Regions from separate parts of the Homo sapiens genome. Here region 1 is linked to region 2. Evidence: chromatin contacts called from ENCODE Hi-C or POLR2A ChIA-PET data. All regions are on one chromosome and are shown on one strand. Each heading gives the region's core, a stretch centred on a gene start or an enhancer-like site at or near the end of the contact. The rest is flanking DNA. Distances are from core to core; before and after follow the strand shown. Region 1 holds the start of ALOX5AP (arachidonate 5-lipoxygenase activating protein). Region 2 overlaps MTUS2 (microtubule associated scaffold protein 2).

Evidence for each region. Hi-C counts contacts between places; a loop is a spot of excess contacts on that map. ChIA-PET counts read pairs that join two places held with the same protein, here RNA polymerase II (POLR2A).
Region 1: a map of B cell shows a loop between it and region 2 (5-fold over the local background). The contact joins the promoter of ALOX5AP here to the enhancer-like site in region 2. A Hi-C loop is called at or near these places in 1 of 168 maps with a recorded cell type or tissue (B cell). POLR2A ChIA-PET finds 5 or more read pairs at or near these places in 1 of 52 experiments (activated B cell).

The regions. Positions count from the first base shown.
Region 1 is chr13:30,733,572-30,737,533 of GRCh38, reverse strand. It overlaps ALOX5AP (arachidonate 5-lipoxygenase activating protein), which reads right to left and starts at 1,991. Exons shown (of 5, transcript NM_001629.4): 1 at 1,859-1,991. The coding sequence starts at 1,928. The region is part of intron 2 of LOC124903146 (a long non-coding RNA gene); the gene reads left to right.
Region 2 is chr13:29,494,412-29,498,703 of GRCh38, reverse strand. It overlaps MTUS2 (microtubule associated scaffold protein 2), which reads right to left. Exons shown (of 16, transcript NM_001033602.4): 13 at 1,368-1,466; 14 at 167-286. Among named protein-coding and RNA genes, the nearest start is that of MTUS2-AS1, 8.8 kb to the right of the region's middle. RefSeq lists an enhancer at 2,102-2,181. Within about 2 kb of position 1,508, at least 12 of the 41 ENCODE cell types and tissues checked have a DNase peak (open chromatin) inside an H3K27ac peak, as active enhancers do; they include B cell, where a contact is called at or near this core.

The DNA of each region.
Region 1 (3,962 bases), core at 742-3,241, 1.2 Mb before region 2:
AGATCTCCATATTGTGGCTGTCAGGACTCAGACATTTGGCCATCTTTAATCTTACCTCTACCTCCCACTTGTCCCACAGAAGAAGACTTAATCCTATCTGTCAAAAAGAATTCGAAATCTCACCACTCACCTCAATCTGAACAGGGTTTGCTAGACCATGATGGCAAAGTCCAGGAGAAAGCCCTGGGCAGAGCAGGGCCAGTTCCCTGGTGCACCTCCATTAGGAGAGGTGAGGAGAACCTGTCCTTGAAACAGAGAGCTCTGAAGCTTCCCACAGTTCAGCTCTGAATTGAGAGGGAGCTGGAGAGAGTGAGCTCAAACTTCGTAGCTGGGTTCAGCCCCAACTGCACAGGCAGGGAGGGGGCACAAGGTCCCCTGTCCACCGATGCTCCTCAGTTTTATTGATGGGTGTCAGGGGAGAGGCCAGAGGGGAGATCCTTCCAGAGCTGAATAAGTGCTAGCCACCTGCCCACCCATACAGCTACCTTTGCAGAGACTGCAGGCATTGCTGCAGGCTGACCTGTCCATCACTGTAGCTGTTTTGTTTCCTGCTCTATCCGCCTGTACCCAGAATACTATCTGGGCCAGAGCAGGGTCTCTGTACATGTATGCGGGTTGAATAATGGAATCCTTGCCAATTTACAGGGCCAAGGGAGCCCTGTGTGAAATCATAATGGCTCAAGAAAATGGTGGCCTAAATAAGCCATTTGTTCCCTCTCTGAGCTACAACTTTGTTGTGTGTAATTTAGTATAAAAATGTTTGGGTCAGAAAGCCACAAAGTGTAGTTCTTGTAGAAAACATACTTGGAGTGTGTGAAGCTGAGCCTTTCTGGTGCAGAGGCTGAGGGGGAGGCTTGCTCTGTGCCCAGAAGGCTACATCACCAGCATCTGTCCACACTCAAGATGGGGGAAAATAGAATATCCCAAAGTGATTAAATACTCAAAGTTCCAAAAACGTGACAGCATGTCAATGTTCAGTAATCACCATAAAGCTACAGCAGCTGCCCTTAGTAATTACTCTTTTTTTCTCTATCTTAATAAATATAAAACACAAAGCCACTGGAGATAGTTATGAAAGTGGTCTGAGGCAGCCCTAACTCAGAACTTTAGGAAGACAGCTCTACACAATTCTCCCTTTTCCAGATCTAGGTATCCTGCTTGTTTTTTGTTGTTGTTGTTGTTTTTAACTAATAGCAGGAATAATGGAAATGCAAACGCTGAACAGGACAATTTTCCTCTCTCTCTCTCTCTTTCTGAAGTATACACTGCATATGAAAAATGCTTCCAAAATTATACGTGCTAGAGAAAAAGAAGGTATCACCAAAAAAAAAAGTTTCTTCAGGAGAAAAAAAGAAAAAAGTAATATAGAGGAAAAATAATAAGATGATTTTTTCTACGCACCTCCCAAAATCACTTTCTTTTTAGACTGCAGATGACTGGTAACTTCAATTGCACTGCAGATGTTAGAAAAGCCCAGTATCTGAGTAAATGTGTATATCATGTTCCCTTTCTAGTCTTCTCACCTTCCACCCCTTGCCTGGCCACATTAATTAATAGTTAAAATGCTGATCATAGACACTTCGGTGAGGGTTTTAGCAAAACCTTCAAGTTGCAGCCCTGGCTCTAAAAATGGGACTGGTAATCACCACAAAAGTGAAAGACTAAGAGGAGGAAAACCCCAAATTTACACAGAAATACACACAACCCTATACATTCAAATAAAAAGAAGAAAATAAAGATAAGGTAAAAGTGTTTGTGCATGCGCACACACAGACACAATTGTTTAAGCCTGACTTCCAAACAACCATCAAAGAAAATCTCCCCTTCTGTTCTTCCCTGAGTGAAGGGCTTTCCTTACCATTCTGGACCACGCTGATGAGGGTGACGATGGCCAACAGGACAACATTGCCTACAGTTTCTTGATCCATGTTTGCTTCAGGCTCCCCAGAGAGGACTGCTCTGCCTCCAGCTGCACAACCTGCCCTGTACAGGAAGGGGAAGTGAGAGCTTGCACTCTTTCATCATTACAATTTCTGAAGATCCCCGGCACAATTACACAGTGCCTTCTTCTTCCTTTTTTTTTTTTTTTTTTTTTTTTTAACTAACCACCAAAATGCCCTGGCTGTGGTTCAGTGTGTCCCACCAGGAGAAGCAGGGCTTGGCAGAGGAGCACGCAAAGCCAGCACACTCTCCTACATTTCCTTGTCATGGGAAACTTCCCTGAGAGTCTCCAGAATGAATCCTGGACCCAAGACCATGACCAGCACGAGCCCAGCACAGGCACCAGAGAATCTGGAAGCTGCCATCATCTCTGACTTCAGCAAAGAGAAAGAAGGGAAAGTAAACCCAAAACTTTCAGGTCAGACAGAGTGGCATAAACCTGTAACCCCAGCATTTTGGGTGGCTGAGGTGGGAAGATTGCTTGGGCCCAGGACTTTGAGGCTACAGTGAGCCAATGATTATGCCACTGCACTCCAGCCTGGGCAACAGAGCAAGACTGTCTCACACACACACACACACGCACACACAAATGTAAAATGAAACTTTAAAAAAATGTATAGAACACCAAAAGATCTGTGCCCCAAATACTGTCCTTCTTTTTTTGAATTCCAAGAAAAAAAGTGAACACTTAACACACGGTAAGTAGCAGCCACATAAGGTTTGAATGAAGGAAGGAATAAATGGCAGTGGGGAGGGACAGCTGATATCTCCATTTCTTCAGAGAAAAGTAATAAAGGGAATTCATAAATTAAACCAAAGAATTCAAACCAAACCAAAGAATTCAGGTAAAAGGCAGAAATGGAGTTACAGATGATCCCTAAGGGAAATTCCCAAAGGGAACTGACTTTTCTGAGGCAATCGCAGAAACACCTTCCTGGAAATTCTTTTCAACTGAATAAGAGTAGAGTGGCTGTGCTTTCTGAGAAAGTATAAGAGTGGACCTGCTGGGTGGGTGAGGTGGCTGCCTGGTATTCTGCAGCTCAGATCAGTGTGAATGGCAATCCCTCTGAGGTTACATGGAAAATGCAAAATACCTGCAATCTTTGTCCCAGACTTAGCTATTTGGCATTGGTTAAGAGGTGCTTTTATCAAAACTTCACTTTGAAAGGGAACATGGACCACTGTAACTAGTGGCAGCAGGGAGGGCTGCATCTCGGCACGGAAGAGGTCAGTGTAGGGGAAGATATTGCTCCCTCATAGGTACAGTGCCAGAGGCCCGCTTCAATGCCCTCGGTTCAGCTGAGAGAGAAAGGCTGATGAAGGCAGCGTGCAGAGTTGTGTGCGGGGAAGCCAGCAGCCAGGGCTGTCGGGCTGGTCATGACACACTTGGGTACTCCCTGAGTACCTAGGGCACTTTGTAGAGTATAGACTTTATATTAGCCAAGGCTCTCCAGAGAAACTGAACCAATATATAAATAAGTCTCCTCATATATATATATTGCAGATTTATAATAGAAATTGGTTCACATGCTCATGGACACCATGAAGTTTCATGGTTTGCCATCTGCAAGCTGGAGACTCAGAAAAGCTGCTGGTGGAGACCAGTCTGCATTCAAAGGCCTGAGCATCAAGGAGGGCAATGGTGCAAGACCCAGTCTGAATCCAAAAGCTGGAGAACAAGGGGCTCCAGTGTCCAAGGGCAGGAGAAGATGGAGGGCAATGGTGCAAGACCCAGTCTGAATCCAAAAGCTGGAGAACAAGGGGCTCCAGTGTCCAAGGGCAGGAGAAGATGGATGGCCCAGCTCAAGAAGAAGAGGGAATTTGCCCTTCTGCCCGCTTTTTGTTCTATTCAGGCCCTCAGTGGATTGATGACACCCACCATATTGGTGAGGGTGGGAATTCTTTACTTAGTCCGCTGATTCCAGTGCTGATCTCTTTCAGAAACACCCTCCCTAACACACCCAGAAAAAAACATTTTACCAGCTACCTGGGCATTTTTTAGCTCAATCAATTTGACATAA
Region 2 (4,292 bases), core at 259-2,758:
GAGAGCTCCTGGATTCCTGGGAAAGGCCAGCTGTGGGATTTTCTGCTTGGGTGTAAGCAATGGGCAGGTAAGGGACACACCTGGCTGAACACCATCAACGATGACATCAGTGATGACAGCAGGAATGTCATGGAGGTTACTCTCCCGAGCAAACAGACCAACTCACCAGCTTTTCCAGCTCAAGAATCTTCTTTTCTTGCTCGTGTATTTGCTGATTCTTCATTTCTAATACCTGCTTCAGACTCTTCATGTCTTCTTCCAAGTGCTGATAAGGAGCCAATGCAATCTACAGAGGCAGAGAGCCATGAGCTGTTGACCAGGATTCCCGGCAAAACCCAGTATTAACCAATGTCACGAATCCAGCTAAATCTATCCTCCTGGGACAAGCGCCCTGATGGCAACTGCAACACCAAAGAGAGAGGATGCTCACAGCCTTCCCTGATAAAGGGGCCCTGCTAGTTTCCTGCTGAGAACCCTCCTAAAATCCAGTTCTGTGGGGGAACAGGTGAGACATGGCCATCAACCACTGGCAAGTCTGACTCCAGAATTGCTGGGGGCTGCCAGCCTGTGCCCAGCAGGGAATTCATGGGGTAGAAAGAGTAAACCCAACACTGGCTTTTAACATTCACCCGGCCGACTTGATTCACCAGGTAGCTGGGACTCTTATAGGTCCCACCTATGCCCATAAAAAGCTCAGGCATAGGAAATGAGCAAAGTGGTTTAAGAAGCAGAAAAGCCATTTTAGAAAAAGTCATGTTGGAGTAGTGCTGCAGGATATAACAAATTAAAATATAGTGTGTCCTGTTAAATCCAAATTCAGATAAATGACATTTTAAAAAATTCAGTATAAGTATTGCATGGGACATACTTATACTCAAAAATTTATTTATCTGTAATTCAAGTTTAACTGGGTGTCCTGTATTTTATTTGGCAACCCCATGTTAGAGGGAAGGAGTTTTGCCAGCTTTTCTGGAAAAAATTCCCCTCAACTGAACGCATGCTGCAGCCAAGGCTGCCCCATGTCAGCTTAAAAAGTTGCGGGAGAATGGGCTGGAAGGGGTGGTCAGGCCAGCGGAGGGGGGTTTCCAGACCATGCTTATCATAGGAGCCCCACGACTCCAGCTGGGGAATGCTGTGGAATTTGGCAAAAATAACACGTAGCTGGAGAAACCCACAGCTGCTGTCTGTCTCAGGGGAGAGCTGCTGACAGGAATTGTTTAAAAATCCAGGGGAGGTCGTGACCAGCTGTCACTTCAGCAGCGGATTCACAGAGAGGCCTTGTCTTGGGACGAGACTGCTGAGGGAGTCCCTCGGCCTTGCTGGGGCGGGGTTCCTGCGGGGCTGGAAGCCTGGAATCCAGAAACGACCTCCAGCTGCTCCTCTGTGTTCTTCCTCAAGGCCTCTTCGAAGCGGCGGGCTCTGTCCCGCAGAGACTGGCTCTGGAAGGTCAGCGTGTCCACCTGGTCCTGCAAGTAATGATACAAGGAGTCCAGCTGGGGCCACTACAGACAGCAGCCACCACAGCCTGGGCAGCTGTGATCAGCAGGCCACCACTGTGCCCTGGGCATCCTCAGAGTGTTTCCCTTGGGGCTGAAGAAAGAGGTGCCAAAGGAGAGCCCCCACAACCACACAACAGAGGATGGTTTCCCCCAACGCCTGCCCTCGGCTCCCTCCTTCTTAGTGCTTTGTCAGGAAGACACCACAAAAACACTGAACTGGAGGCATTTCACAACATCTGACCCCACAGAGGCAGACAGTCCTCGGAGAGAATCCTCAGAGGTGCCTCTTGTCCAGGAGGCACCTAGCCCCTGGCTTTGGGAAGGACCGCGATGAATGTATTTCAAAGATGTATTCTCATTTAGGAAGCTCAATTCAGATCCCTTCAAACCCTCCTTGACTTCTTTCTCTCCCTTGGGACCCCTCCCACATCAACAAACCTTCTAATCACCAAGTCCATAATCAACTCCTGCCATCCTGCCTCCTGAATGTCCCTAGAACCCACAGAGTCCCCTGAGCTCAGGCCACTCTGCCGGCTCCTTCCTGGCACGGTTCCTCTTTTTCTCTGAATTACCACTCTTTTGCCCTCACACTGCAGTCAGGCACTCTTTCTAATGTGCAAACCGGAACCTGTCCTTCCCCTATCTCCTCCTCCACTGCCCTCAAGGTGCAGTGCACACTCCCTAACACAGCATCCTCCCAGCCCCGCTGCCTCCCTTTCCTCTCGCAGCCAGCTCTCCTGCTGGCAGTGCCTACCTCCAGCCAGCTCCCTCTCACTCCCGCTTCACTCTGGCTCCCACACAGTCTTCCTGGCCTCAGGACTGGGTTGCATGTCCTTAATAGGAGCTGCCACGTAAGCTGAGTCCACACAGTCTCCTCCTCCCTGCTCAGACCTGCCCCGTGGCCAGACTGGCGCTCCCAGCCCTCAACCTTCCCATGCCTGTCAGCTAGGCAGGCAGCTGGCTGCTCTCCACCTGCAGGCTGAAGGAATACAGGCATGTCTATGGAGACACTGCACCCCTTCCCCAGGTCCCAGGGCAGATGCACCTGCACTGACCCTGCCCCACTCAGCTCTGGCCATGACTCTCAGGACCACAGGCTGGGAAAGGACCACTGATGCCCAAGGAGACCTTCACCCTTCATGTCTCACTCATGCAGACCAGTCCAAAGCTCTTTGCACAGGACCATTTCTGTAATATCAAAACACAGAAACTAGGGTCTCCCATGAACTCTTCTAAAAAATATATAGATATAGATATAGATATATAGATACACACACACACACACACACATATAAAGAGAGAGAGAGAGAAAAAGAGAGACAAAGACAGAGACAGAGACAGGGTCTCACTCTGTCGCCCAGGCTAGAGTGCAGTGGTATGATCTTGGCTCACTGCAACCTCCACCTCCCAGACTCAAGTGATCCTCCCATCTCAGCCTTCCAAGTAGCTGGGACTACAGGCGTGCACCACCACACCCAGCTAATGTTTGTATTTTTAGTAGAGATGGGGTTTTGCCATGTTGCCCAGGCTGGTCTCGAACTCCTGACCTCAAGTGATCCACCCACCTCGGCCTCCCAGAGTGTCGGGATTACAGGCATGAGCCACCATTCCTAGCCTCCCATGAACTTTTCTGGCAAGAGAAATGGTATCATCCCACCAAATAATAGGAAGTGATATTGTGAATGCTAATAAGTGCACACAGTGACACTAACATGCGAAGTGCTGGGCTTGACTGCTTGCTTTCTTATGGTGGAGGACCCTCTCTGCAAACCTCCCTGAGTAGGTTTCTTTTCCTCTTTTTTGTTCTCTTTTCCAGTTACTTCCTTTTTTTTTTTTTTTTTTTTTTTTTGACAAAGACTCACTCTGTCACCCAGGTTGGAGTGCAGTGGCATGATCTCAGCTCACTGCAACCTAAGCCTGCCGGGTTCAAGTGATTCTCGTGCCTCAGCCTCCCAAGTAGCTGGGATTACAGGCCCCCACCACCACATCTGACTTAAGTTTTTTTTTTTTTTTTTTTTTTTTTGAGACGGAGTTTTGCTCTTGTCCAGGTTGGAGTGCAGTGGCGCGATCACGGCTCACTGCTACCTCTGCCTCCGGGGTTCAAGCGATTCTCCTGCCTCAGCCTCCCGAGTAGCTGGGATTACAGGCATGCACCACCACGTCCAGCTAATTTTGTATTTTTGGTAGAGACAGGGTTTTACCATGTTGTCCAGGCTGGTCTCAAACTCTGACCTTAGGTGATCTGCCCGCCTCAGCCTCCCAAAGTGCTGGGAATACAAACGTGAGCCAATGTGCCTGACCCACATCCGACTAATTTTTTTGTATTTTTAGTAGAGACAGGTTTCACCATGTTGGCCAGGCTGGTCTTGAAGTCCTGACCTCAGGTGATCTGCCCCCCTCGACCTCCCAAAGTGCTGGGATTACAGGCATAAGCCACCGTGCCCAGCCTACTTCCATTTTATTTTTAAGAAATAGAAGTTCCCACAGTGCCATGAAATGCAAATGCCGGTGCATTAGTGCAGTACGCCGCAGGTGGGGGCTTGCGCGCCTATGAGCTGAAATGTTCATCACAGCCTGGGCAGTGTAGCAGGTGACCTAGCACAGGTCACCTGCTACACTGACTATAAAAATGACTCTCCCTCCATGGCTCCTACACCAAACCTCCTCAGTGCTGCCAGAGAAAGCATTTCTTTTAAGCCTCTTTCCCTCCATTAAAAAAACAAAACAACAGCAAACTCGTCAGGCAATTACAACATAGGATGGATCTAAAATACCAAACTGATGTTTCTGCCT